Linked DNA regions of Mus musculus: region 1 is linked to region 2. A link is a contact called in ENCODE Hi-C or POLR2A ChIA-PET data. All regions are on one chromosome and are shown on one strand. Each heading gives the region's core, a stretch centred on a gene start or an enhancer-like site at or near the end of the contact. The rest is flanking DNA. Distances are from core to core; before and after follow the strand shown. Region 1 holds the start of Zfp938 (zinc finger protein 938). Region 2 holds the start of AU041133 (expressed sequence AU041133).

The links. A loop is a pair of places that touch in the nucleus more often than their neighbours do. ChIA-PET counts read pairs that join two places held with the same protein, here RNA polymerase II (POLR2A).
Region 1: a map of adrenal gland shows a loop between it and region 2 (2.2-fold over the local background). The contact joins the promoter of Zfp938 here to the promoter of AU041133 in region 2. A Hi-C loop is called at or near these places in 1 of 37 maps with a recorded cell type or tissue (adrenal gland). POLR2A ChIA-PET finds 5 or more read pairs at or near these places in 2 of 5 experiments (Patski and embryonic stem cell).

Annotation. Positions count from the first base shown.
Region 1 is chr10:82,237,252-82,243,807 of GRCm38, forward strand. Zfp938 (zinc finger protein 938) reads right to left here and starts at 4,024. Exons shown (of 4, transcript NM_001105557.2): 1 at 3,920-4,024. The coding sequence starts at 3,922.
Region 2 is chr10:82,124,415-82,130,270 of GRCm38, forward strand. AU041133 (expressed sequence AU041133) reads left to right here and starts at 3,599. Exons shown (of 4, transcript NM_001163064.1): 1 at 3,599-3,684. The coding sequence starts at 3,682.

The DNA.
Region 1 (6,556 bases), core at 2,774-5,273, 110 kb after region 2:
TTTGCAGGCAAATGGATGGATCTAGAAAATATCATCCTGAGTGAGGTAACTCAATCACAAAAGAACATACATGGAATATACTCACTGATAAGTGGATATTAGGCAAAAAGCGTGGAATACCCACAATACAACATGGAGCACATGAAACTCAAGAGGAAGGAAGACCAAAGAGTGAATAATCAAGGGAAATAGAAGGTGGGAGGGACTTGGGAGGAAGAGAGGAGGGTTAAGGGAAAAAGAGGGGCAGAATCAGGTATGGGAGGAAATGGAGGAGATGTACAGAGGGTCAGAAAATTGAACAGAGATGTGTAGACATGGGGGATGGGGAACTGGGGGGTAGCAACCACAAAGTCCCAGATGCCAGGAAAGCAAGAGCCTCCAAGGACCCCACAGGGATGACATTTGCTGAAACACCCCACAAAAGGGAGGGAGAACCTGTCAAGACCATATCCAGAGGTTAGACATGCACCCCTTCCTCCCTTCCCCCCTTCCGGTTGAGGGATGGGGCCACCCATCTATCTCCAAAATTTTAGCCCAGAATTGCTCCTGTCTAAAGAAAGTACAAGGACAAAGAGTGGAACAAAGACTGAAGGAAAGGCCATCCAGAGACTGCCCCACCTGGGGATTGATCCCACATGCAGATGTCAAACCCAGACACTATTGCTGATGTCAAGAAGTGTTTGCTGACAGGAGCCTGATATAGCTGTCACCTGAGAGGCTCTGCCAGGTCCTGACCAATACAGATGCGGATGCCAGGCTGAGCACAGGGACCCCAATGGAGGAGTTAGGGGAAAGACTGATTTATCTGGCATCAATAGGAGGGGAGGCTTTTGGTCCTGTGAAGGCTTGATGCCCCAGTGTAGAGGAATGCTAGCGTGGTGAGGCAGGAGTCGGTGGGTGGGTGAGCACCCTCATAGAAGCAGGGTAAGGCAGGGTGGGATGGGGGTTTGCGGAGGGGAAACTGAAAGGGGATAACATTTGAAATGTAAACAAATAATATTTCAAATTTTAAAAAATATCTAAAGCTTTAGACATATATAGCAAACTTCATTATGCATACAGACCTGAGTTTCTGGCCAAGTGAAAAGAATAAACAGGACATTAAAAAAATAAAAACAACAACAACAACAAACAAAAAACCTTTTAAATAAATTCTCATTAGAATCAACCAAAAAAATGTCTATGGCTCCCTCCTTTGCTTTTCTTTGGCCAGCTTCACCCCATATGGGGGAAGGTATACTGCACTGTGCTCTTTGACAGGCTTAGAGACTACATTTGGCAGAATTCTCCAACCATTCCTTTTTCAAGTGACTAAGTGCAGTCTTGAGAGAACCAGCCAACCTTCAAGTCCACCACCAGTATGCCCTTGTTCTAGTCTAATAATACTGTTTGTGAGTATCTGAAGGGACAGTTCAGCCTGGAAGAACCCTAAAAGGTGTTCACTCTGTGGAAGTGAAGGTGGCTGGCATTACACCATGGATCGATCCACTATAGCCAGATCAAAAAGTAAATGCCATAAATACTGCCAAATATCTATATCTGGACTATGGACCAATTCAAATTAATGTTTCATTGGTTTTCCAGGTCCTTCCACTCCTTTCCTCTCTACCTCCACCTGAGTCTTATATGGTATGAATAAAGGGTCATGGTACAACCCCCACTGGACTCAGGCCTGGGTCTGGAAACTAAGAAAAACATATACAGGGGAGATATTAGCTAATGTAACTACAAACCAGGAACCCATATTCATGTTGACCTTTGCTCACTGATGTCCAGTTTAAATGTCAGGTTGTATTACAGAAAGGAAAGATGGGGTTTACCTATACAGATAGAAATACAGACTTTACAGTTCTACACATGCCCTGCAGCTGAGGCCCCTGGTTGCCAGAAAGAAGAAAGTTTCCATTACAGAAATAGTGTTTCTAAGACTGTGGATTCCAGAAAAATTCCCTTAAAAGGATTCTGGCCTTGGGCAAACAGGAAAAACCCAGAGAATCAGGCTCTATTCCACAGGGAGGGACTCTGGGGATGGAGTTAAACATTCCCAGGCAGAATTCAGCCAAGATTGCTGCTTTTCCTTAGACACATGGCCTCTCTGTACTACATATGTATAGGAGCATACTAGGCTTTCAGCCCACTGACTAACAAAACTCACAGTAACAACCCATATTATTAGTGTTCTGCTTTGTAAGTTAATTCATCTGGATATCCAACAGTATTGCTGAGCCTTCTAAACTACTTTGTGGGCATATACTAATGGCTTGACTAAATATATCTCTTTTGATCCTTTACAAACTAAGTACACAGGTTGATCAAGAGCTAATGCTATTAAAATGTTTCTATTAAAACAACAGTTAGAGTCCCTTACAGAAATGATCCTACAAAATTGAAAAGGCTTCAACTTACTTCTTCTGACAGAAAAGAAATTATGTCTGGCTTTGGGGAAAAACCCCTATTGTTTCTATGCTATTTAACCAGAACTAATTTAAGAATTACTGCCATGGTTAGGGATAAAATTGATACTTGTCTCCATTTTCTTGGTCCTCTGGCTAACTACTCTGCTTTTGGCACTGACTGAGCCTTTAATTTTCATTCTGATTGGATTAACAGTGGGGTCCTACATCTTAAACTAAAATAGGATGAAATCATGATTTGACACATTCACTAAGACCAGTGGGGAATGTAACAAGGGCCCTGACTCTATGATGACAGTACCATTCAAGCTGTAACTTCAACACAGAGACAGTACCATCTGCCAACAAAAAAACACAAAGGCCTAGTCCATCAAAGTCCAAAGTTATGGGATAGTCTCTACATGTACTACCTTACTCATGTTGTCAACATGGTTTTTTGTGCTTAAAAGCTCCTCATGAAAAAGGCTCAGGGGTATACTGGGATGGACTTGCCTTAGCAGGGAGCTGAGCTAAACCTTGACTAGAAAGTAATTATGTGGTTTCCTGCCATCTTGGCTCTTATATCACTATCATATGGATTTTAAGCTATGGATCCATAGACCCAATGAAAAGTCTAACAATTTAAGCTATCAACAACAGAAAGCAGATGAGAAACAGTATTCAGTACTCATGAATGAAAATTGGTTAACAAAAGATTGAATATATACAGTACACACAGTGACATTCTCTGACTTCAATTGTCAAATACAACTGCAATAAGGGCTATATTGTAGCTAAGCAGTGGTGGCCCACACCTTTAATCCCAGCCCTTGGGAAGGAGAGGCACATTTGTACTTCTGTGAGTTCCAGGCCAGCCTAGTCTACACAGAGAAATCCTGCTTCAAAACAAAACAAAACAAAACACAAACAAAACCCCCATACACAAGCAACCAACCAAACCAAGCAAACAATCTAATAAAAAACAACTTCCTGGGGAAGAATAGAAAGATCGACAAAATATGAGAAGGAAAAAACCCACACCATTAAAATTGTGTCAATTTTGACAACTTAGGCAGGGGAACACAGTGAGTCTGGCCTTACTAACACACGTGACTGGACCACCGTGGCATCCACATGCGAATGTGTTAATGACACAGACCTTACACTGCGCACAGTTAACTGCGATGGATGCTACACCCGAATGTCACGTGCCTGGTGCAGAACTTTAGAGGGCACAGAGAAACTAGAGCTCTGCCTGTCAGAAAATCTGCCTTTCCTGGAGACGGTAAAAGCAAGTGAGGCGCTCACTGCATGGTGACGTCAGCATCAGGGATGTTTTCCCACAAGGGCTCCGAGCTCCCCATAGTCGGAGCAGGGGGTGGAACTCAAGGAGGTCATTCAGGGAGGTGCAGGGAACTCAAGTGAACAAACAGAGAAACACCTGACGCTGATTCCCCGCAGCCCCTGGACAAACACCACAGGGGCCCCGCGGATCCGCCCCGCATTTGGACAGCGATCCAGCTCACCATGGCGCAGGCTGCAAACTCGCACAACTCTCCTCCCAGCTCCCGGCAACAGATCACATCAAAGCACACGGAATCACAGCCGACTTCCACAGAGCCTCAGCCAAGACTGCAGTATGGCGGACCGGAAGTGCTCTCCCCATTCTAACTGCTCGGTCCATCTGGAGTCCCTGATTGGCTAGTGAGGCTTGAGTGACAGGAACAGCTCCCACAGTGACAGATTGCACTGATGTTTCCAGCCCTGGCTTCCACCTCAGGCACAGAACTGCCCCAGACCTGAGGAGTTTGGCACTGCAGTAGAACTTGAGCCTGAACTGCAAAGTTGTCCCCACATTTTTCCTACACTCAGTAGACACTCTTCCTTCGAGTAGGCACAGGAGAGGGTCTCTAGCTTGCAATGACCATTAAACAATGTACAGGGGGTGAACCCACTGCTTCACAGCTATATGGGCGCCCAGCCCGTCCAAGTCGAACTTAAACTACCTAATTGATACGCACCATTCAGGCATTAGCAATTACAGTAATGTTGCTCACATTTCTCTCCACTGCACATTAGTAGCCAAAAGATTAACTTTCCCAGCCTTTTGTGGTGACACTGGCCTATCATGTCAGCATTTGGGAGGTGAAAGCTGGATATAAAAACATTTACGTCTGGTCTACAGAGTGAGTTTCAGAACAGTCAGGAAAAACCAAAACAAGCAAACAAATAAAATGCAAGAAACTTGATTTATGGCACCAAATGCAAACAATTAGGCTTCCCAAACAGGAGGTGACCAGGGTCAGATGATAGATATAGACAGTTTGAGATTAGCATGTCTTGCATAACACAATGGCTCATGTTAACCGAGTTTGTTAAGATGTACTGCTCAGGCAGATTATTTGTACATTATCTCCAAGGCATTTCTTTTACATTAAGCAACTAACTCTACTCTGAGTTGGCAAAGAAAAGAAAATCAAGGAAGACAGAAAGCAAAGACATTTGTGATGAAAGGAGTAAGAATCATGAAAAGAGGACCTGTCCAGTAACACCCTTTGCAGGATGTGTCAAGGTCTGTCTTTCTGTACAGACTTTGCCTCAGGCCTGCTCAGGCTGTGCTTACACAGAATCCAGACTGGAGACTGGAATTATTTACTGTGTGCTCTTCTTACCTATAAGGATCTGGGACCTAGAAGGCTGGTCATCACACATCTGGGCAGTGACTCCCATTGGGACTAAGGTGCTAGATGTCATGTATGTGTCCACAACATTGCTGTTCTGTACCTATGACACTTGCTTATGCTACTGGGATGACCACACAGGTTCTGGGTAAATGACAACCACACATGAAAAACCCCCTACTCTGGTGTGTGTGTGTGTGTGTGTGTGTGTGTGTGTGTGTGTGCATGGTACAGGCCACAAGGCCCTTGCCTGCATGCCTTCCATCTGACAGACCTTACTCTTGGTGGTGGATTTCACCACCAAGCATCATTATCATGCTGTCTTACAACCTCCGTATTCTGGACTTTTAAAATTCAGTGCAGGCCACCACTTCCTGAGGGTTATTCAGGTAAGCCACTCAGGGACATATCTTGCCTAGCAGGTGAAGTTTACATTGCTCCTCTCTCCATCACTGCTGTGCATCTAGATCTGTTCCTTTGACATCTCGGAACAGAAAGCGGTAGAAGGAAGTGTTTTTTAAGACATCATTGTACATATATGGCTGCTTTCCTACGTTTATACCTGTCCTCAACATCTGTGAAGTGTCCTTCGAGATTAGAAGAGGCTTGTTGGATTCCCTGGAAGTATAAGCATTTGATAGCCACCATGTATGTTCTGGGAATTGAATCTTAATCCTTTGGGAAAAAAACAACTAGTGCTTTTGACTGCTGTCCAGTCCAGGTAGAAGTAAGACTTCAAACCAGCCTACAATGAAACCTTTTCTCCTAACTTTGACTACAAAGTGGCTCCTGGGAATAAAAATACAATATTAGATAACTAAATAAAGGGCAGGAGAGATAAGATCATTGGGTTTAGAACACTGGCTGTTCTTTCAGGGGATCAAATATCAATGGCTTGAAACCACATTGTAGCTCAATGCAATCTGTAATTGCCATCTCAGAGGACCAGAGACTCTCTTGTAGCTTCTTCAGGGCGTTGCATGCATGTGGTCCACCACATACATGTAGTAAAAATACCTATAAATATAAATAAAAATTGAGATTCTAAGAAAAGTAGATAATTTACATCATGAACTGGACACTCTGGTGTCCTTAACCAAAAGTGGCCATAAGTGAAACCTGAACTGTGATGGTGGTGTCAAGATGTCTGTACTCACTATCTTGACAGATGGAAGGCATGCAGGCAAGCACCCTATCATGAGAAGCTATTTAAACTTAAAGTCTGTATGATGCTAGGGTTAGATTTGTGTTTGGAAAACTATAGCCCTATAGAATTGATTGGAGAGTATCAAAAGTGAGGTCAGATTCTAGGTAAAATGATTAAGACAGATCTTAGTTATTGACATGGGAAAAATCTACCAGAAGTGAACTTAGCATGGATGTATAGGGGTGAATGACTAGGATAATTAGGGCGCTAAGGGCCTGCGGAACCCAATAGAATCAGAAAACTGAAAATGTGTAGTTAAAGGATGATGAGCTTGG
Region 2 (5,856 bases), core at 2,349-4,848:
TTTAGTGCAGAATTCTACCAAACTTTCAAAGAATGGCTAATACCATTACTCCTCAAAATACTTCACAAAATAGGAATAGAAGGAACACTGCCAAACTCATTCTGTGATAGCAGAGTCACCTTGATACCTAAACCACACAAAGACTCCACAAAGAAAAAGAATTTCAGACCAATTTATCTTATGAATATCAACACAAAAATAATAAAATAGTCACAAACTGACTCCAAGAACACAGCATTCATCCCATCAAGAAGGCTTCATCCCAGGAATGCAGGGATGGTTCTATATATGAAAATCCATCAATGTATTCCACCATATAAATAAACAAAAATGTCACATGGCCAACTCATTAGATGCTGAAAAGGTCTTTTGACAAGATACTACACCTCTTCGTGTTAAAATTCTTGGAGAGGTCAGTGATACAAGTGCATAAAACATAATGAAAACAAAATAAATCAAGCCAATAGTCAACATCAAATTAAATGGAGAGACGCTTAAAGCAGTTCCAATAAAATTAGGGGCAAGACAAGGTTGTACACTTTCTTCCTATCTATTCAATATAGTACTTGAAGTTCTAGCTAGAGCAATAAGATACGTAAATGGGATAACAAGATACAAATTGGAATGAAGAAGAGACAGAATTGCTCAATATTCACAGATAATATAATAGTATACATAAGTGACCTCCCAAATTCTACCAGATAACTCCTACAACTGATAAACACCTTCAGCAATGTAGCTGGAAACAAAATTAACGTACTGAAATCAGTAGCCCTCCTTTTTACAAATGATAAATGGACTGAGAAAAAAAAATGAAGACAACATCCTTCACAATAGCCACAAATGACATAAAATATGTTGGTGTAACGCTAACAAAGCAAACAAAAGACCTGTATGACAAAACTTCAAGTTCCTGAAGGAGATTAAGGTAGATGTCAGAACATGGAAAGATTACCCATGCTCATGGATTGGTAGCTTTAACATAGTGAAAATGGCCATCTTACCAAAAGCAATCTAACATTCAATGCATCAAAATTCCAACACAATTCTTTACAGACCTTGAGAGAGAAATTCTCAACTTCATATGGAAAAAAAAAAACCTGGATAGCTAAAACAATCTTAAACAATAAAATGACTTCTGGAGGAGTCACCATCCCTGGTTATAAGCATACTACAGAGCTATAGTGTTAAAAACTTTATGATATTGGTATAGAAACAGACAGGTTGGTCAATGGAATTGAACCAGAGACCAGAAATAAACCCACACATCAGGTCAGTCTTCCTGTGGCACCCTAACAACTGGAGCAGGTTCTGTCCCTGAAGCTGTTGCCTATTTGTAGAATTCATTCTCCTATCTGGGCTGCCTTGTCTTCCCTCAGTGGGAAAGGAGTCTAATGCTGCAGAGATTCTCTCCCCTGTTCAGTAATTGACTGGTAAGATTTTATTCAGAAGTCAGGGAATAAATAGTGAGCAGTACTTATGCAACAATGAGGCTGGAGATACTTTGAATAAGGCTTGAAACCAGATATGGGGCCAGAGATATCAGCATTTGAATAATACAGAGATAATCTTCCCACAGGGCACAAAACATTATGTCTTCATTTTCCCCTTCTAGCTAATAAAAGGCTCTTTCTGTTTGGAATCTTTGGATAAAGTATTCTATAATCTATTCTATTTTGGTGAGTTTAAATTCTGTGTTTAAATCATTCTTTACCATAATTGTATAGAGCTTAATACATTTTCCTAAATCCTAAACACTTTAAACGTATATGGGAGACTTTGTCTAGTCTTCAACCCCAATAGACATCCAAGAAGGAATAATTACCTGAGTATGTACAAAGTGTAAGCAAGCAGCTTCCAAAATTAAAGAAATGAGAGAGAAAGCTGACTGCCTGGAACGTTTTATCCTTTCTAGAGTCCAACGATCTCAAAAGTGTTTTGAGAACTCTGATCTTTCAGCTAAGTGATTCTAGGAGCTGTGGGAAGGAGGGAAGTTAAAAGTGATAACATATTTAAATGGAAATCCCCATGACCAAGAGAACAGAATCTCTGGCCTAACATTCCAATGAGAATTGGCCAAGGACCCATACCTATGATGCAAAGGTCTCACCCTAAACCATAATAATGAAATAAATGCAATAATTATTTGTTTTGTACTTGAAGTCTGGCTAAGGATTATTGAATCAACTAACACTAAACAGGTACCCCTCCTCATTGTACTTTCTTGATTCAACACAGAACATAGTGATGACATCTTAAATGAGTTTAAAAGGAACAGCATTTATAGAAGAGACAAAAGGATATATGTTTAACAAATCAAATATGAGTATTTTCCATCAAGTACTATTAATCTTGTTTTTGGATTAAGAAATTCAAATATTTTTAATTTCCCTATCCCGGTAAAACCTTAGTTTCCTCAAAGATCCACTTGTCTCTGGAGCAGCACGTCTTTTCTCTTACTTCTCCATATCCGTTGCAGCAATTCTTTCTAGACTATCCAAATGAATAAGACTGAGGTGAGACTCAAGCCAAAGGGGAAATGATACAGCCACCACCTCTTTAGAATAAAAACCAACAAAGCCTCTGCTTAGGGCAGGAACATAGCTTCTAGATGAAGAGTAACGTTTTCTTTTTCCAGACACTAAAATGGCAATGCTGGTCTCTTCCTTGGCCACCCTGAACTTACTTCTAATATGCCCACATAGAAAACAACTTTAAGAATGATTTAACACCCGTCTCCTGCCATCCAAGACTTTCTTAGAGGTGCTAGTTTTATGTTCTTGCCAAAGGTCAACTTGGCAAGGTCTGTTTTGGTGCTTCAGGAGGTCTTGAAGGAGTCAAGGGAACCTGGCTCTTTGGCCTGAGGGGCCGTGGTTATAAGCTCCAAGGCCACCTGTGCTCAATCTGAGGCATCCTGTATTTTTCTTGTCAGCATTGCTGAATTGGTTTCTGCTGACTGATTCTCCCTCTGCAAACAGTGTATCATACATGCACTTCTTAATAAACTTGTTTGGCATGAGCCATCATCATCTTATACTGATACCTCCCTGGACCAGAATTGGTGGTGTATTGTGCCATAGACCAGGCTGTTTTAAACTACTGATGCCCTGCCTCTACATCACAAGGTTGCATGATAAGGCAGTGCCACCGCAGAAGGCTGGGGCACTGTTATGTTTGTTCAACGACGTGCAGTTGAGAGAGGTGTTTGCAATCCATGGTGTGCCTTGTTGAAATTGCTGATACCTGGTAAATATCCATCCGGTAGTTTAAATCTGACCTGAATGGAAATGGGCTTTCTTTCAGTTGTGAGGCAGGGGGATCAATCCACTACACCTTGTTTAATGATCTGCATATGCTAGAGACCTATATGAAGGAGAAGTTCCCACTAGGTGCAGGGACGACTTTGCAGTCCAGGTGTAAGGCCAATCTGTTCTGTGCCTGGGGTGGAGGATAGGGCTGAGAATGACTGTGCTGCGTCCCTTCACAGCCTCAGTCGCTAAGGGATCTGCTCCTGTCACTCAGGCCTCACCAGCTAATCAGGGCCTCGAGGCGGAACACCAATCGGAATGGAGGCGGGCACTTCCGGTGTGTGGCAGAGGAAGACTCCTCCATCCATGTTGGGCGCAGTGACCCTGCTTCCCGCAGCTGTGAGGAGAGTGGGGCGAGGTCCGAATCCGCGCCATGGTGAGCGGGGCCGCCGTCCCCACGCGGGGAGGAGCAGATCCGCGGGAGCCCGTGTGGGGTTGACTCGGGGTGCGGGAACTGGCGGCGAGACGCGGCGTCGGTGTCATTCCGTTTGTTCCCGAGTTGTGGTCCCGCAGGTGGAAGCGGGACCTCTCATTGACTTAGGTCTCCTGGCTGCGCCTGCGCACCGCATGGGAAGCGGGAGCTGGGCTTATAAACCATTCTGGGCTGGCTGCAGAGCTCGCGCATGCGCGCTGTCATTGTCAAGGGAGGCAGTGGCTGGCTGGCAGACCTCTAGTTTCCCTAGTCTTCCAGAAGTTCTGAACCTGGCACTTGACATTCGGGTGTAGCATCCATCTCAGTTAACTCTGCGCAGTGTAAAGTCTGTGTCATTAACACATTCGCATGTAGATGCCACGGTGGACCAATCACGTGTGTTAGTAAGGCCAGACTCACTGTGTTTCCCTGCATAAGTTGTCAAAATCGACCGAATATTAATTGTGTTTTTGCCCTAAGTGTGCTTGTTCTCTCATGTTCTGTTTGTCTCAAACAGCACAGTCTTTATTGCAGGTGTAGGGTAATTTAGAAGTCAGACGGTGTCACTGTGCTGTTTATTCAGTCTTGTGTGCTCATGTTTTCATTCATGATGACCTTTTGTCATCGGCTTTTTTATAAGTGGTTTTAAGTGCTGAGCCATCTCGCCAGTCTTAAACTTGACAGATTTTCAGAAATTTACATGTGTGTATGCCTATGCACAAGATGAAATCTGAGGGTTAAGAGAATTTAGGTTTGCTTTAGAATCTGTCTTTGGGTGTTAGGAGAAGACTCAGTAGGTATACTGGTCAAATTTGGTGAGCTTGGAACAAGCAATGGATAGGTATTCTTCTGATTAATGATTGATGCAATAGTTCCCATCCCACTGTGTTTGGTGCTGCCGTGGGCAGGTGGTCTTGGGATGCATAAGAAAGCAGTCCTAGGAAGCCATTAGATCGGAGCAGTGCCTTAGTCAAAGTTCTGTTTCTGTGAAGGGATGCCATGACCACAGCATCTCTTATTGACGGAAACCATTTAATTAGGGCTTGCTTATAGTTTTAGAGGTTTGGTCATGGTGGGGAGTATGGTGGGACATTGTCAGACATGGTGCTGGAGAAGTAGCTGAGAGTTCTAAATCCAGATCAGCAGGAAGGAGGAGAGACTGTGAGCCTAGCCCAAGCATTTGAAACTCCAAAGCCCAGCCCCAGTGACACACACTTCTTCCAAGAAGGCCACGCAAACTCCAAAGCAAAAAAAGTCCTCGCCTTGTCAAGTAACACCTCGTTCTAATGACCAAGCATTGAAACCCATGAGCCTGTGGGCACCATTCTTTTCTTTCTTTTGTTTTTTGTTTTTTTGTTTTTTTGAGACAGGGTTTCTCTGTGTAGCCTGGCTGTCCTGGAACTCTGTAGACTAGGCTGGCCTCGAATTCAGAAATTCGACTGCCTCTGCCTCCCGAGTGCTGGGATTAAAGACATGGGCCACCACGCCTGGCTAGTGGGCACCATTCTTATTTGAACGACTAGAGGTTGACAGCATATGTGGGATGTATAAGTCTGCAGTGTGTAGTTATAGAAGTTTGCAAAATCTGTTCACTGGAGCTTGAGACTTGGCATTATAAAGAGATTTTTTATTCACTAATCTCGATGTGTGTGGTGTGATTTCTCATTGGGAAGGCCCATTAATTCCAGAACAGCTTCACCTTCAGGCTTTTTGTAAACATCCTTTACAACAAGCTCTCTTGTGTTGACTCAGGTTGTCTTCTAAGGCCTTGCTGCCTTTCTGAGTCAACCTCCTCATTTCTTGGATTAAAGGTTTCTAACACCACACAGTTCTGAAAACACCCATTTGAACCATGTAGTGGGCTGGCCAGATCAGTAACAAGACAAAGATTTGTGTTTCTCTTTCTTGAAACCAGAATAGAAGGAATAGTTTACTGTGTAAACTGCAGGAGGAAACAGAAACAGATAGTAGCTGGGTTTTAAGCTGGTCTCCATTATAAAGAATGTTCTGATGTTTCAGGTGACTTTTATGCATTAATTCATATGATAGGAATGAAGGCAAACAAATTGGTGGATGTTTAATTTGGGGAGGTTACCTTGGTCCAATGAAATTTCCACTTTTCCAACTCTCTCAGAT